Regions from separate parts of the Mus musculus genome. Here regions 1 and 2 are each linked to region 3. Evidence: chromatin loops called from intact Hi-C (ENCODE). Cell type or tissue: left cerebral cortex. All regions are shown on one strand.

What was found. A loop is a pair of places that touch in the nucleus more often than their neighbours do. Peaks named below come from ENCODE experiments on the same cell type or tissue, not always from the same donor. Only the 100,000 strongest peaks of a DNase experiment are listed, where the experiment ranks them.
Region 1: a loop joins it to region 3, with 7 times the contacts of the local background. A loop is called at or near these places in 20 of 42 quality-filtered maps.
Region 2: it touches region 3 in a loop (2.8-fold over the local background); 19 of 42 quality-filtered maps call a loop at or near these places.

Annotation. Positions count from the first base shown.
Region 1 is chr9:108,817,660-108,822,659 of GRCm38, reverse strand. Nckipsd (NCK interacting protein with SH3 domain) reads right to left here. Exons shown (of 13, transcript NM_030729.4): 13 at 4,294-5,000. The coding sequence ends at 4,915. Among named protein-coding and RNA genes, the nearest start is that of Celsr3, 5.9 kb to the left of the region's middle. In left cerebral cortex, a CTCF peak has its summit at 2,955 (motif pointing right); a DNase peak (open chromatin) is centred at 2,964.
Region 2 is chr9:108,806,026-108,811,025 of GRCm38, reverse strand. Ip6k2 (inositol hexaphosphate kinase 2) reads right to left here. Exons shown (of 6, transcript NM_001379600.1): 6 at 4,693-5,000. The coding sequence ends at 4,987. Nckipsd (NCK interacting protein with SH3 domain) reads right to left here and starts at 2,646. Exons shown (of 13, transcript NM_030729.4): 1 at 2,372-2,646. The coding sequence starts at 2,542. In left cerebral cortex, a CTCF peak has its summit at 2,744 (motif pointing left); DNase peaks (open chromatin) are centred at 1,709, 2,691 and 3,956; H3K4me3 peaks cover 1,531 bases; H3K27ac peaks cover 1,242 bases.
Region 3 is chr9:108,750,624-108,755,623 of GRCm38, reverse strand. No RefSeq gene overlaps it. Among named protein-coding and RNA genes, the nearest start is that of Gm24259, 14 kb to the right of the region's middle. In left cerebral cortex, a CTCF peak has its summit at 2,143 (motif pointing left); DNase peaks (open chromatin) are centred at 1,072, 2,086 and 2,853; H3K27ac peaks cover 281 bases.

The DNA.
Region 1 (5,000 bases), 67 kb before region 3:
GGATTAGAGGAGTGTGCCATCACCCAGCTAAAGAAATGATTTTTAATAAAACATAAAAATGTACTAAACAAACAAATGAAAAACATCAATAAACTGGACTACATTACAATTAGCTTTGTTTGTTTGTTTGTTTGTTTGTTTGTTTCTTGAGACAAGGTTTATGTTTGTGACAGCCTTGGTGGCTGTCCTGGAGCTCTCTTTGGAGACCAGGCTGGCTTCAAACTCACAGAGATCCACCTGCCTCTGCCTCCCGAGTGCTGGGATTTAAAGTGTGTGCTACCACACCCAGTTCCAGTGAACAAATTATTCTTATTCAGTGGCAATATTAAGAAGGGAGCCAGCCAGGTGTGTTGTTACATACTTGCAGTCCCAGTACTGGGCTGAGATAGTAAGATATCAGTTACCTGTTGGCTAGGGCTAGATAGTGAGACCATGTTTCAAATAACAATAGCAACAATAACAACAACAAAAGAATATTAACCAACCCACTGCAGTCCTGTGATCCTACAGACTCAGCCTCTTTGAAGACTGAAATAGGAAAGTTATTCATGTTAAGGTAACATAGATCTTGATGGACAGATGATAGATTGGATGGATGGATGGATGGATGGATGGATGGATGGATGGATGGATGGACGGACGGACAGACAGACTGACTGACTATATATAAGTATAAAATTTAAGGACTCATGTTGAATACATATATAAGTCAATAAAAATACACAAATCAGGGGCTGGTGAGATGGCTCAGCGGGTAAAAGCACTGACTGCATTTACAAAGGTCCTGAGTTCAAATCCCAGAAACCATCTGGTGGCTCACAACCACCCACAGTGAGATCTGACGTCCTCTTCTGGCATGTCTGAAAACAGCTACAGCATACTTATATATAATAATAATAAATCTTTGGGCTGACCAGAGCAAGCGGGGTCAACAGGAGCGAGCAGAGGTCCTAGATTCAATTCCCAACAACCACATGAAGGCTCACAACTATGTGCAGCTACAGTGTACTCACATACATAAGATAAAGAAATAAATCTATAAAAATACACAAATCAGTAGATATATGGATAAATGATTAAATAAGCATTACAATGGAAAGTAATTGAATAGCCAGGAAACTAATGAAAAGGTGCAAGTCTTTGAATATTGCACTTATCATGGTGTGCTATTCTTCCATTAAAAGGGGGAAAGACTGGGTTGATGGCTCAGCAGCTAAGGCACTTCTCATATAAGTGTGAGGACTAGAGTTCAGATCTCCAGCACCCACGTGAATATTGGATGGATGTGACAGCCTGTTCACAATTCTCAAGTTCAGAGGGCAGATGGGTATCCTTGAAACATCTGGCTATGCATACTAGCGGTATTGCTATTCATGCTGTATTGCTGAGCTCTGGGTTCAACTGAGAGACTCTGCTTCAGTGAATAAGGCTAGGAGCTATGGGGGAAACGCCCACCGGGCTTGGGCCTCTATCTGCATATGCATCTGCACACGAGTGCTCACACACACTACAGCGCACACAGACATATTAAAAGAAAAAATAATCAGATTTCTCCTCATTGCAGCCTCAGTCAATGTCTTTTGAGGACAGAGCTGGACTCTCTACCCCTCAAAAAAAAAGTTGTGCAGGAGTAGCGTGGGGTTCAGTGCATGTCCCACATGGGCCAGACCTTTATGCATCCACGTTAGGTGCCATTTCTGGTTCAAAATAATGCTCAACCTACAGATTCCTACTGCTCCTGTTTGCGTCTCTCTACCATCCAAACACTGTCCTTTCTTGGCAGAGCTAAGTGTTCTCTGTCCCTCATTCTCTCTCCTGCCTAGCCACATCCCACATTGACCCTTCCAAACAGCTGGAGAGGTGTTGTCTCACAAACTCCTCTTCCCGACAGGAACCACAGGAACCCACCTTTTAAGCTACAATTTTATGATGTGAAACTATTGCAGGGCGTTTGCTGAGGGGGTTTTGGAGTCCTGCTCTCCCCACCCCTGGAATGTTTGGGAACGGTACCCAGTATTTATGTGCGCCCCTGGCCAGAACTTCTGTATCTTCTACAAACATGCTGGACCCCCTGGATAATCCTGCAAATGTGAGGGTGGGCTCCATAAACCTATATACTGTTTATCTAGGAGCCAGCCCTCAAAGCGCAGGGCAGCCCAGCTCTTCCCACAAAGTCAGAGTGCGCATCACAGGAAACAGCAGATGCCACCCAGGGCTCCTGCCTCGGCTTCCTGGGAACCCTCTGCTTTTCTCTGTCTTCTCTCATCTCCTGAGAGTAATGGTTTCCTGCTTGCAGCACTCAAGTGAAAGCAGTCGTGGCTGGAACTCAGTGTCACTGACTTTGGATGTGACAGAGGAGGCAAACTATCTCAGGGCAAAGAGCAGGGAGCAGGCTGTGGCCCTTCACCCAGAGCCTGTGAGCTCAGCATGGTGACAGAGCCAATGGCTAAGGAAGGACAGTGCCCGGAAGGTTGCCAAGATCCCCTCTACCTCAGTTTTCCTTTGAAATGTCCCTGCCTCCCTTTGCTGAGAAACTGTTGAGCCTCTGCCCTGCCTGCTGCGTGAATTCTGTGTGTGAGCGTCTGTATGCGGGGCAGGGCTGGACGGTGGTAGCGAGTGTTTTTCTCTATTGCTTTGTGCACCTTTAAAGTTCTATTTACATTTTAAAATATTCATGTGTATGATTTTTTCGCTGGCATGGATGTATGTCCACTACATGTGTGTTTGGTGCTGGCAGAGGTCAAAACAGGACACCAGATCCCTTGGAAGTGGAGTTACAGGTGATTGTAAGCCGCTAGGTGGGTGCCAAGAACCGAACTGAGTCATCTTCAAGAGCAGCTGATCCTCCCAACTGCTGAGCTACCTCTCCAGCCCCTCTACTTAAGATTTTTTCTTCATGTTTAATCATGTGTGTATGTAGTTACTGAGTTTGTGCAGTGCTGGGAAAGGCCAGAAGAGGGCACTGGACCTCCTGGAGCTGGAGGAGTTATTAGGAGGGTTGGGAGTCTCCTGATGTGGGTGGTGGAATTGAACTAGAGTCCTCCCCAAGAATGTGAGTGCTCTTACTTTCTTAAGCACTGGGCCATCTCTTCACCTTCCACTTTAAATTGCATTTAATTATTTTGTGTGTTTGAGTGTACATAGGGACGTAGCACAGCACACCACGTGGAGGACAACTTGCAGTTGGTTCTTTCTGCCTCCCATGTGGACCTGGGGATTAAACTCAAGTGCGTGCCACCACACCTGGCTTTCTACACGGATGCTGAGAATCTAAACTCAGGCCTCCATGCTGGGGTGGCAAGCACTTTACCAGCTAAGTCATCTCTCCGGTCCCTGCCTTCAGCAGCCTACTACAGTCCTGCATGTGCAGATCTGTATGAGGAACAGAGCTGCAGTAAGAAGCGCCTCAAGAACCAGCCTTTGCTGCTGCCCATGGGCCCTCGTTGTTCCCTGACCACTCTTAGTAGAACTACTGTGCTGATCTGAGAGAGAACAGGCTTTTCTCTCTCTCTCTCTTTAAATCAGTCTCTGCCTCTAATGAAGTGGGAAGACACACTTAACTGCACCCTGGTTAACATATTCTTCCAGGATATAAAAATTATAAAATCCGCTGAGGTTTCAAAACAGAGGAATCATGGTGGACCAAATAACAAGAGGAAGGTAATCAAGCCAGCAGCATGCTCAGGGAGAGCAGAGCTGGGAGAGGTGCCTGCTCGGCCTAAGACCATGCAGGGAGCACGTGTGAGGCTCAGGCTCAGGCCACATCGTGTAAGAGGGAGGAGGGGGGGAGAGAAAGGGAGCACCGGACACTAGCTGGAACTGCGGGACTCCACAACTTTATTTTACTTGTATTTTTAGTGAGACAGGCTCTCACTGTACAGCCCTGGATGGCTGGAATTATGTAAACTAGGCTGAGTATGAGTATCTGTCTGTCTCTGCCTCCCAGGTGCTGGCATTAAAGGTGTGCACCACAGTGGCCAAGAAGATAAGAATGGAACCCAAAAGGGAAAGATACCTACAGGTGTGTCCCAGGGTGCGTGGCTGCCTGCCGCTGGGCCCTAGAGGAAGCACAGCAGGGAGGCCAGTCTGGTCAAGGACCATCACCTCTTTGGGCTGCAGATAGCAGTTTAAGCTGGAGCTGTGAGGTCCTGAGCCCCCGCCACCCTCCCCGTCGTCTCCCCGCATCATCATACAGGGAAGCCCAGCTCCTGGTGCCTGTAATTTATTTCTGAAGGTGAGCTGTAGTACATAGGAAAATACACATGGCTTTTGGCCTATTCTTTTTTTTTTTTCCAGAGAAAATAGATTCTATCATTGGCTTTCTCAGCACCATCATCCTGTTCCATGGGGCTGCAGGACGGATGGCCTGTCTCTAGGATCCCACTTTCAAGGCAACAGTCTGGCCAAGGCCTCTGGGGCTGAAAGCAGGGGGTCAGGGGACAGCAGTCCCTATGGGGGAAGGGCTGCACATGAGCAACACTCACTGCAAAGCTAAGGCAAAGAACAGAGCTGGCAGAAGGTGCCTCCCTCACCCTAAGGACATGGCTTGCTGAGGGTCAAGACTCAGACCAGACAGCAGGTAGGGATGGCAGCAGCCCAGCCTGGAGCAGCAGCAGGACTCTGGGTATGCACATGGGAGTGGGGGATGGGGGTGGCATGCTGAAGAGGCAGCCTACCAGCAAACAGAGGGTATTCAGCCTTGCGCATTTCCTCTGCCCCAATACAGTTCCCAGACTGTGGTCCCCAATCCTACATCTGGCCCCTTACCCTGACTCTCCTTTAGGTAAGGGGCCCGGCTCAGGTCCCTTCTAATCTTTTATCACCTCGCAGTGTCGGTGCAGAACATCCTTAGAGCCAAGCCCCTGAGTTCTCTGCACCCTCCCAGGGCTGCAGAGAAGGGAGTAAAGAGAAGTGCTAGCTGGGAACCTCTCCCAGGTCCGGGAATTCCTTGTACATCTCTTGGACAATCATACGGTCCATCTGGCACTGGGGTGAGGCCT
Region 2 (5,000 bases), 55 kb before region 3:
AGACCTGGGTGCCAAGTGGGATTGGTCAGCCCAGACCCAGCCCAATCTGGAACTAGCCTAGAATTCTGGACACTAGAAGACAGCCAAAATGGAATACAGAATGAAGTGGTCAAATCGTGTTACCTGGGACTCTGTGATGGTATTTTATAGTTTACATTTAGGGGCTTGCATACACAGGCTCTCGGCAAAGACAATTCTAAAAACCTATAGAGAGAAACCATAGGAATCCCAGATTGGGACCAGGAGTCCAAACCTAGTCTCTCCCTGGGCTTGGCTCAGAGCCCAGCATGAGATGCCAAAAGGGAAGACTCTCATGTCTGGGATCCCTAATCAGTCACTCTGGATGCTGCTCCTTCACAAAGCCAAGGTCACACTCCAAAACAGCCCTGTCCCCACAGGGACCTTCCCACCCACAGGGACCTTCCCAAGCGCTGGGAGGTAAAAACGGGTCAAAAGGACCTCCCTTCCTTCCACCCTCCCAAGCTGTCCCGCCACTTTTTCAGACCACCTTTGGGAAGGCACTCTGCTTCTGACAAAGGAGGGACTTGAGAGACTGGCCTGATTCCTGCCTGTGTGGCCGTCCTCAGTAACCCAGGAGTCCGTTCTACCCCACTGTCTGGCATGGAGGGAGGTGTGGATTACAGCGGTGGGGTTGGCCAGCTGCGGGACAGGAACCCCAGAACAGACCTAAGCACACATTAGGGTACAGTCCCGTTTGTTTTAGTTGGCTGGGTGGCTGGTCTTTTGAGATGAGAATCTCTGCAGCTCAAGCTGGTTTGGAAGTGGCTATGTGGCCCAGGGCTGGCCTGGAGCTCAAGGTACTCTTCCCGAAGCCTCAGACTGTACACATAAGTCACCGTGTTTAGTTCCGGAGTGAGTTTAAGAGGCTTCCCTGGATAGGGCCAAATAAATATAGGGGTCAGCAAAGTCCTTCAGATGGCAGAAGGTGTGTGGGCGGGGCAGGGAGAGACAGCAACAGCGACAGAAAGGGAAAGTTTTGAAAAAGAAGGGCAAACACCAGGTGGAGTAAAAATGAGACAGAAATTCGCAGTCGGGGGAACTGAGACTAGGGGTATGACGAAAGAAACAGGAAGTGATCCGAGAAAGATCTTTCCTTCCCAAACCCTCCAGCCCCACTGACCCTGGCTAGAGCAGAGGCTCCACAGGGCCTGACAAAGAGGCAGGGCTTCCTCAAAGTCTCCAAAGAGACCTGGGTGCTCAAAAAGCTGAGCTGGGTGTGACACAGTTTAGATTTTTCTCACCTGAACACCTCTAGAGGAGACTGAGAGTCTGTGAGGAGGACCCTAGAACCAAGGGTCCCTCGTCTTTAGCAAGACCAGATGACATTTCCAAATTTATCACAGTATTTCTGTCCTTAACTGGGCTGGGACAGGATGTTTCCATAGCTAGGGACTATGAGTCTGGAATAGCCCAGACTGCCCTGGGTCCCCTTCCTCCTGCAGTCAGAATAGGCTAGCTGGAGACACTGCAGCAGGACTACTCTTGAGCAAACAGGAACTGGAGCAGGCTCCACTGGAAGGGGACCAGGCCATCTTCAGAACGGGAAACCATGAAGGAGGCTCACTTCCTCACAGTGTGGACAGCTCCCATTCCAGGATGGAGCGCCCAGATTTCAGAGGAAGGAAACCAGAGAAGTCAGGAGTGGAGGCTTGGGAGAAGTGGGGGCTGTGCCAGGGAACCTTGTCTATCAGCAGGGGCCAGGGGCCTTGGTTCCTGAAGGGTTGGGGAATTGTCCTTGGGGAGAGCTTGATAGGTGGGCGGGTTCGGGATACAGAGATACTACAGGAATTGGGACTCGCATAAGGGACAGGAATGCCTGTGGCTCTGGGGTCCAAGTGTGTGGGTGGGGTGGGGACTAAGAACCTGGAGGGTGGTTGAGGAAACAGGTGGTGTATGAGGTGGCACAGTCAGTGGTGGGCACGGTGATCTTTACAGTTAAAGGTGGAGGCTACAGATTGATGGGAGATGGGCATCCTAGGGATTCAGGAAAGGGGAACGAATAGGGTTTGGAGGTCTAAGGGACTTGGATAATGAATGGACTGGAAGTCTCTGGATCCAGCTCGAGAATTCAATGCAGATGGAGGCTCTGATTATCGATGACAGAGAGTCCCTGTTCCAGAATTAAGCTTTTCACGGGCCTGCGGTTAAATGTCAAAGGCCTAGTCTCGGGTGGGTGTTGACGGCCCTTCCGGAGGGGTCTCAGTCCTTACGGCTCTTGGGACTTAAGGTCAGAGTCTCAACCTCCTTGTCTGGTAGAAGTCCCGAAGAATCTGACTGAGCTTCCTGGATCGGTTCTGCGTGCTGGTGAAGGGGTTCGGTCGAGAGGCCTGGGACGGAGGGACACACTCACCTGCAGGCGATGCAGGTAGGCAGGCGGCACGTACCCGGTCTCGCCACTGCGCGCCCGTGCTGCTAACCACCAGTGCGTGCTGCTGCGCTCCAGCACCAGGAAGGTCTCGCCTGCAGCGAACGCCATGGCGTTCGGCTCCGCGGAGCGGAACGCATACAGCGCGCGGTACATGAGGCCGGGCCGGGCCGGGCCGCGAAGCGCCGGGGCTGGGTACGCGACGAAGGTTGCGGTGCCGGGAAGCCAGGCCCTGAGTGCCGCGCCGCCCGGCGCTTGCCCCGCCCCGCCCCGTGACACGCCGCGCGTGCGCATGCGCGACCGCCGGAACCCCGCCCCAGGAGCGAGTCGGCTCCAGTATTGGAGCGCCGCGCCCCCTCGCGGCCGAGAGAGGTTTGGCGGGGCGGGGTGGGAGTCTCCAGTTCCTTCAGGCCTCAGACTCCAGTCAGCTGACTTAGGGTCCTAACTCCCTCTCCCTGGCTTTCCTCCTCCTTTCCCAGCTCAGGTGCAAGCGCTGCGTTCCTTCCCACCTCCTGATGAAGGATGCTTATAGCCAGTGCGTCCCTGGGGACGGGGATATGGTGTTTTGCTTTGAGGAATCCTGATCAGACATTTGGAAGTTCTTTCTGGGGAGGGGTCTCCCCAGCGCATCTAGGCCTCACAGTGCCTTAGTACAAAGTCCCTACTCTGTCGCTGAGGTGGTGGACAAGTGTGGAGGGCAAGGGACAAAACCAGGTTGTACTGTCCAGAATGCATCTTTGCTACCCACCACATATACACTCCCTTCATATATACTGGCTTCTTTCCTATCTTGAGTCTTGCATCTGTTCTATTTGAACACTCCCTTCTGGACCACGCCCCAACTTGTCAATGACTATCCTTTTGCCATTTTTGTTGTTACAAAAGGATTTAAGTCTATGACCTAAGGTCATATTTACTCATAACGAATCAAACTGCGTGTATACATGCATCTCCTGTTTTAAAAGGCTGTCTGTTACCAACCCTGTCCTGCCCCAACATCACAAATGGCACTGGGGAAAAAAAATGGTTAGGGCAGAAGGCTGATAGGGTAGGGACTGAACACATGAGGTTTAAAAAGCATGTTTTGAGTTCTGAATGGTGGCATGATCCCAGCATCCAGGAGGCAGAGCTGTAGAAAGCCAAGATCAAGACCAGCCTGGGCTTCATAGTAAGAATCCGTCTCAAAGAAAGAAAAAGCATCCCTGACCTTCAGTTTAATATTCAGCCTAGCCATCCACATCTTTGAAATCCTTGGCATCCCTCGGTCGTAGTGAAGAAGGCCTAAAGGATCCTTGCATACTCTCCACTAATCTAAGGAGCACAGGATATACACACCATCAGACAATGTTCCAAGGCAAGGTCTCACTGTGTAGTTTTGGCTGTTCTGGAACCATGTAGACCAGGCTGGCCTTAAATCCAATGATCCATCTGCCTTTGCCTCCCAAATGCTGGGACTTAGGGCAGGTGCCACCACACCTGGCTTTTTCCCCCTAAAGACAAGGTCACACTAGCAGCACCAACTGGCCTGAAACTAACAGCAATCCAACTCCCTCTGCCTGAGTACTTAGATGAGCCAGACTACACCTAGACTTCGCTAATCTATTTTTAGGCATGGTGGAGGTAGGCCCAGTGGGATGTGGGGAGCTGCCAGAAGGCTCAGCCAAGACAAGAACTTGATATCCAGACCCTGGCTTTATCAAATGTTTCTGCCAATTTTTGGCAGTGCACACACACACACACACACACACACACACACACACACACACACACTTACAGAAGCTTTCAGGCACAAAGTAGTGGTAGCTCTTTGGAGCTATGCTGACTGGTCTTTGTAAAGGATGAAGCTGGTGTGATTATGGGACTGCTGAGTAGGAGTGGTAGCAGGTGTTGAAGCCAAGACTGTCCATGGCTACCAACAGACCAGAGACTTGTGGCTACTTGAAACCCCACCATGGGGTCCAGGATATCTGAATTACTATGGCCAGCCAATTAATTTCTTGCTGCCAGTTACCAAGGAGAAATAAAAAGCTGGACCCAAACAAGGGTTGGAGCACCTGTTGTCCAGCTTCTCCTTATGCTGCACAGGGCCATGGGAAAGCCTATACCAATTGTACTTTTGTGTAAGGGTGGTAGAGACCAAGCCAGCACAAACCACAGTGACCTGACTAAGTAGTGCTAGACTGGGACACTTTAGACAAAGCCAAGTCTTTGTAATGAGTGGGTGCCAGGCCTAGGAGACCACAAGGCAAGGCTTCTGCAGGCTGGGAGGAGTCTGCATGCTTAGAAAGAACGACAGCAGCACTGTATACAATAAACAAAACATCTGTATTAGAACATTTACACTCAGGGAAGAAAGAGGTATCTGCATCATCAAATGTGGAATGTTGAAGAAACAGTTAAAATAAATAAAAGGCTCTGAGCACGTCTGGGGCCGGCTCAGGCTGGAGGCGGGGGGGGGGGGGGGGGAGGGGGTCACAGGGGCCACTGTCTATCAGCTCCAGGCTGCAGAGGCCAACACCTAGCCATACTGGCCTGCTTCCCGACAGCACAGCTGTAGGGGGACACAAAGAGTCTCTCAGGTCCTGGAATAGCCAGAAAGCTCACTCCCCACTCT
Region 3 (5,000 bases):
CTGCTGTTGACAGAGAGTAGGGGACAGAACCGAGGAGCACCTATGTCTAAGATGGCCCTGCAGCCTGGTGGCGATAAAACTCCAAGCCATCCCTGTTCTTGGGGAAGGAGAAGGGAGATCCCAGACCCCTGCGGCTTCTGTCTATTGCAGCTGCTCAAGAGGAGAGTGATCGGGATGGGGAAGGAAACCGGAGAGATGCGCATCGCTCAGCTGGCACACACACTGGTTGTCACTAAAAGTCTTTGGGGAGGCATGGATAGGGTGTGGAAAGAGTGAGAGGTGACAGGGGTAATGGCGTGGCACTCACAAGCAAGTCTCCAGGATGGTGTCAAGAAGGAGGCCGAGTCTTGGAGCAGGAGCTATAGGATCGTTAGCAGATACAGAGGATTCTGACACTGGCAGCACATGGCTTGGTTTCTGCCCCTGCAAACATGATAAGGTCATTAGCGGCATCATGGTAGGGGTACAAGATGTTACGCGTGGCCTTCAGGACCCTGGAGAAGGATGGCTAGCAGATACTGAAGGAGATCTTCAGAGTCTGGTGAGATCAAATCTGGTCTCTGGGCTGGTGTGTTAGGCTGCTGCTCTCTGCCCTTTTCTGGCTGTATCTGGGGACTTAAGAAGCACCCCTCTTTGCTAGTATCTGAGCCTGGAAGGAGGTAATATTGACTTGGGACCTGTCATTTATCAGAATCCCCTTCCCTTTATGCTCCTAAATTTGTGCCTTTCCTCCCAGTCCTCATGGTGTAAAGTCTGCCCTGGGTCTCTGGTACCTGGCATCAGACACACAACTCAAGGCTAGAGACACAGTGTCCTCACTGGGGCTGGAAGTGATATTCGTGTCTCCTCTGAGCCCATCCCTCTCCACAGCTACAGATCATGGGTCATTCAGGAAGGGAGCTGGCTGCTGTAAATCATCGCTAGGATATTCTCCCAGAACAAAACAGGAAAATTACCAAGAAAAGTGTTCCACAGGGCCAGGGTGGAGGCGGTTCCCAGCACATCTTAGACATGCACACTGTGTCCCCAATGTCCCCAATGTCCCCAGTGCTTCCAGGCAGCACACAGCCCTGAGGGGCCAGCTGAAAGATTCCCATTGTGCTGGATGGATGCCCAGTCTGTGAGCCCCAATTCCACCCACACTCTCAATGCGCCCCTGCCTTCACACTGTGTGCCAGGCCTTTGCGTTGTTGTTTTTTTAAATACATTTTTAAGGTTTTAAATTTTGTATAGGAATGGATGGGAGAGATATATGAGTTAATGACACACACACACACACACACACACACACACACAGAGGGATGGGGAGTGAAGGTCGGAGGACAATTTGCAGGAATAAATTCTTGCAGAGAACTAAATTCAGCTTGTTAGGTTTGACAACCTTTACCCATTGAGTTCTCTTGCTGACCCTGAGCCTGGCCTTCTATTTAGTAAAACTAGCTTGTTTGGTTAACTATTAGAAGGTCCACTCTGTATCAGGCAGTGGGGGCTGGTTTTGCTATGATCCAGAACATTCCAGTCTTGAGCAGAGCACAAGGAGCAAACAAACCAGCCCCTGGACCCTAACTAACCTTTACTAAAGTCACCAGCTGATAGGGCAAGGGTCTAGGCAAAGCTAGGGCAGGCCGGGTGTGGTGGCACACGCCTTTAATCCCAGCACTTGGGAGGCAGAGGCAGGCGGATTTCTGAGTTCGAGGCCAGCCTGGTCTACAAAGTGAGTTCCAGGACAGCCAGGGCTACAGAGAAACCCTGTCTCGAAAACCAAAACCAAAACCAAACCAAAACAAAACAAAACAAGCTAGGGCAGAACGGATAGCTACCCTCTGGTAAGTATGTGGTTTCCCAGAGGGGCAATCTGAGGCCCAGATCAGAATTCCCTTTTGTCCTTTGGGCAGCGTCCGCCAGGAGCTTGGGATGGTGACCTAAACGCCAAGGTCTGAGGGACACGTTTTCCCACTGTGCTCTGCTCGAGGCTGTGGTTGCCTGGGGAACTGTCTCTCATTTGGGATCTGAGCTGAGATTTGGAGGCTGATGGAGACTTGAGACTTGGATGAGATTGAGTTTCTCACTTGGGATTGGCTGCAGTTCTAGGATAGAAGGCCAAGAGCCCAAAGGGAGTCAGGGATAGCCTGCCCCCTGCTGACCGAAGTGGAAAACTGCAGAGCTGCAGCTCAAGGTCACACAAAATGGACACCCACAAGAAAACTTGATTCTTGGCCACCTGTCTGAACAGAAAGCAACTTCGGCCAAAAGCGCATCTCTGGCCAACCGTTGTCAAGTTTTGAAAGTACAACAACGTAAAAACAGAATTCTAGGCCTTTAGGCCCAGGCTTGGGAATGTGGCCTTTGTAAAGGTATGCTAATCATAAAAGAGATAGCGACCCACCCGCTTCCTGGGTTCAAAGAGTGCTCATTCAAAGAAAGTCACCCAGAACCTGCAATGCAAATGTGCTATTGTTAGGGGCTCTTAGAAGCTGTCTTGAGAGTTAACAATTACCAGGTATTCCTTGTGACTCTTGTAACTTTACACTTCCTTGTGACTCTTAACTGGTATCTTTGGTATCTTCCAACAACGCCCTCCCCACTTCCTTGAGTTTCGGTTTCTTCCTTTAAATACCCCCTTACCCAGCTACTCGGGGCGCCACGGTCCTCTACCCCTGCGTGGTGTATGACCATGGGCCCGAGAGCGCTCTTGAATAAAAATCCTCTTGCAATTTGCAGCAAGACCCGTTTCTTGTGGGTGATTTTGGGGTGTCGCCTCTCCTGAGTCAGAACGTGGGGGAGTCCTCACGTTGTGGGTCTTTCAGTTTCAAGTGATGTGAAACGAGGACGAGAATTCCTGAGGAGTCTGTGTCTCTTACCAATCCAGTCTTCTCTTTTGCTTCTTCTGAGAGGCATCACATGAAAGGAGGGAGAAGGAGGAGGCGCTGTGTGCCTAAGTGTTTAAACCACTTAAGAGGCAAAAGGCCTGCGATAGTGCCATGGCTTTAATCCCAGCACAGAGGCAGGCAGATCTTTGAGTTCAGGGCCAGCCTGCTCTACAGAGTAAGTTTTAGGACAACTAGGGCTACACACACACACACACACACACACACACACACACACACACACACACACAAGACCTTCTCAAAAAAACTCAAAACCTTAAAAAGGGTGGGGGGGGGGAGCTAGCTAGCTTCATAGCCTAAGACAGTAGACACCTTAAAGTGGAAGCCATGGCTGCCGTCCACAGGAGTCCAAAAATACAAGCAATGAACTCCATCAGCAATGGTAAAAGGCTCTAGGACCCCCTGGTGGACCACAGTACTATTACTGTTGAAACCCTTGGCTTAAAGTGTCAAGGACACTCACAATTGGCCATCAGGATCTGTCCAATAAAGCCACGAACAACATCACATCTAACATATGACATTTCAATTCAGAACTTGGCAATTGTCATCCAAATTCAGGATTAGATATCCTTTATGTTCCTAACACTCGGATCCACACTTTCAAAACCAGTAAGGAAGCTGTGTGCCATCTGCCATAATCTGTAACGAGGCAAACCTGTCTTTACAGATAACAGATACAGCAAAACTTTCCATTTACCTCTGGACGCAGGGAGCGAGCAGCTCATGCCTAGATCCCAGGAGGCTGAGGCAGGACTGTTACAAGTTTAGGCCCAGCAGGGGCTACAGCCTAAGGCCCCTTCTCGAAAATCAAGGGAACAAACAACAAAAACCCCACCAACTCCAAAGGACCAAAATTACACTTGTCATGATGCCTTGCGAAATAGCCCCTATTTCCTTCTGTGTTATAACAAGCATCTATCTATCATCTATCTATCTATCTATCTATCTATCTATCTATCTATCTATCTATCTATCTATTTATTTGAGTTTTTCAAGACAGGGTTTCTCTGTGTAGCCCTGGCTGTCCTGGAACAAGTGCTGAGATTAAAGGCACTAATTTTATTGTTATAAGATTTTATTGTCATTAAGATTCCTGAGTAAGTCAAATTTGACAGAATAAATGTTTAGCCTCTTGGTTCATTATACACAAAAAGCAATCTTCATGTAACATGCCCTCTTCAGGACTAAGACCTTGGACATGATACTGAGACACAGACACCACCCCACCCCCAACCACAGAAAAGAAAACATTCAGTTTTTAAAGACTTGAGGCATGGCCAATTTGGCTTTTAGAGGACCAGCTATCAGATTCTTGGGACCTAGGTAGGTAATTCATGTCCCTATCACTTGGCACATTTCTATAGTCAGGCATCTCTATCTAGTGAGGGTACCATCCAGTGAGCTTCCTTTGCTCTCTAGGAAAGACAAAGGACAGTGGGCTACCATGCTTACGTGTTCAGCTATAGTAACACAAAGGAGTGACATCCCGGCAGACAGGAGATGGTTTCTATCACTGGTATCTTTTGGGAAGGGGTACGCTAGGTCCCCTTGATCTTACCTACAGCAATATGCCATGCTGTTACAGTTCACTTTGTGTGTCCACTTGATTGGGTTATAGAATATTGGTCAACCATTATTATGGGTGTTCTCCTGAGTATATGACTTGGATGAGATTAGTATTTTACTTGGTAAATGGAATAAATCACTTTGACCTGCCTAATGTGGTAAGGCCTTATGCGACCAGCTCAGTTTGAAAGCCTGAAATGACTCGGCCAGGCTGGGGACACAGCTCAATGGTAGAGTGTTTTTCTAACATGCGCAGGGCCCTGGCTTTGCTTCCTTCAAGTGGGAAAGAATTTTCCTTCTGACCTTTGGCCTTGCCCATGCTGTCTCTTGCTGTCAGCCTCATGTTGAGGAATTTGCTTTTCACAACTCTTAAGCCCGCTGACCTTCAGATGAGAGCGACGGCTGACTGTCCTGGTTCTCAGGCCTCTGAACTTCAGAGCAGAACGAAACCCCTGTTCCTCGGGGTCTCCGGCTTGCTGATTCACCTTGCCTCAATCTTCATCACGTGGAGCAATCCCTTGCCACACATCTCAGAACCCTTCT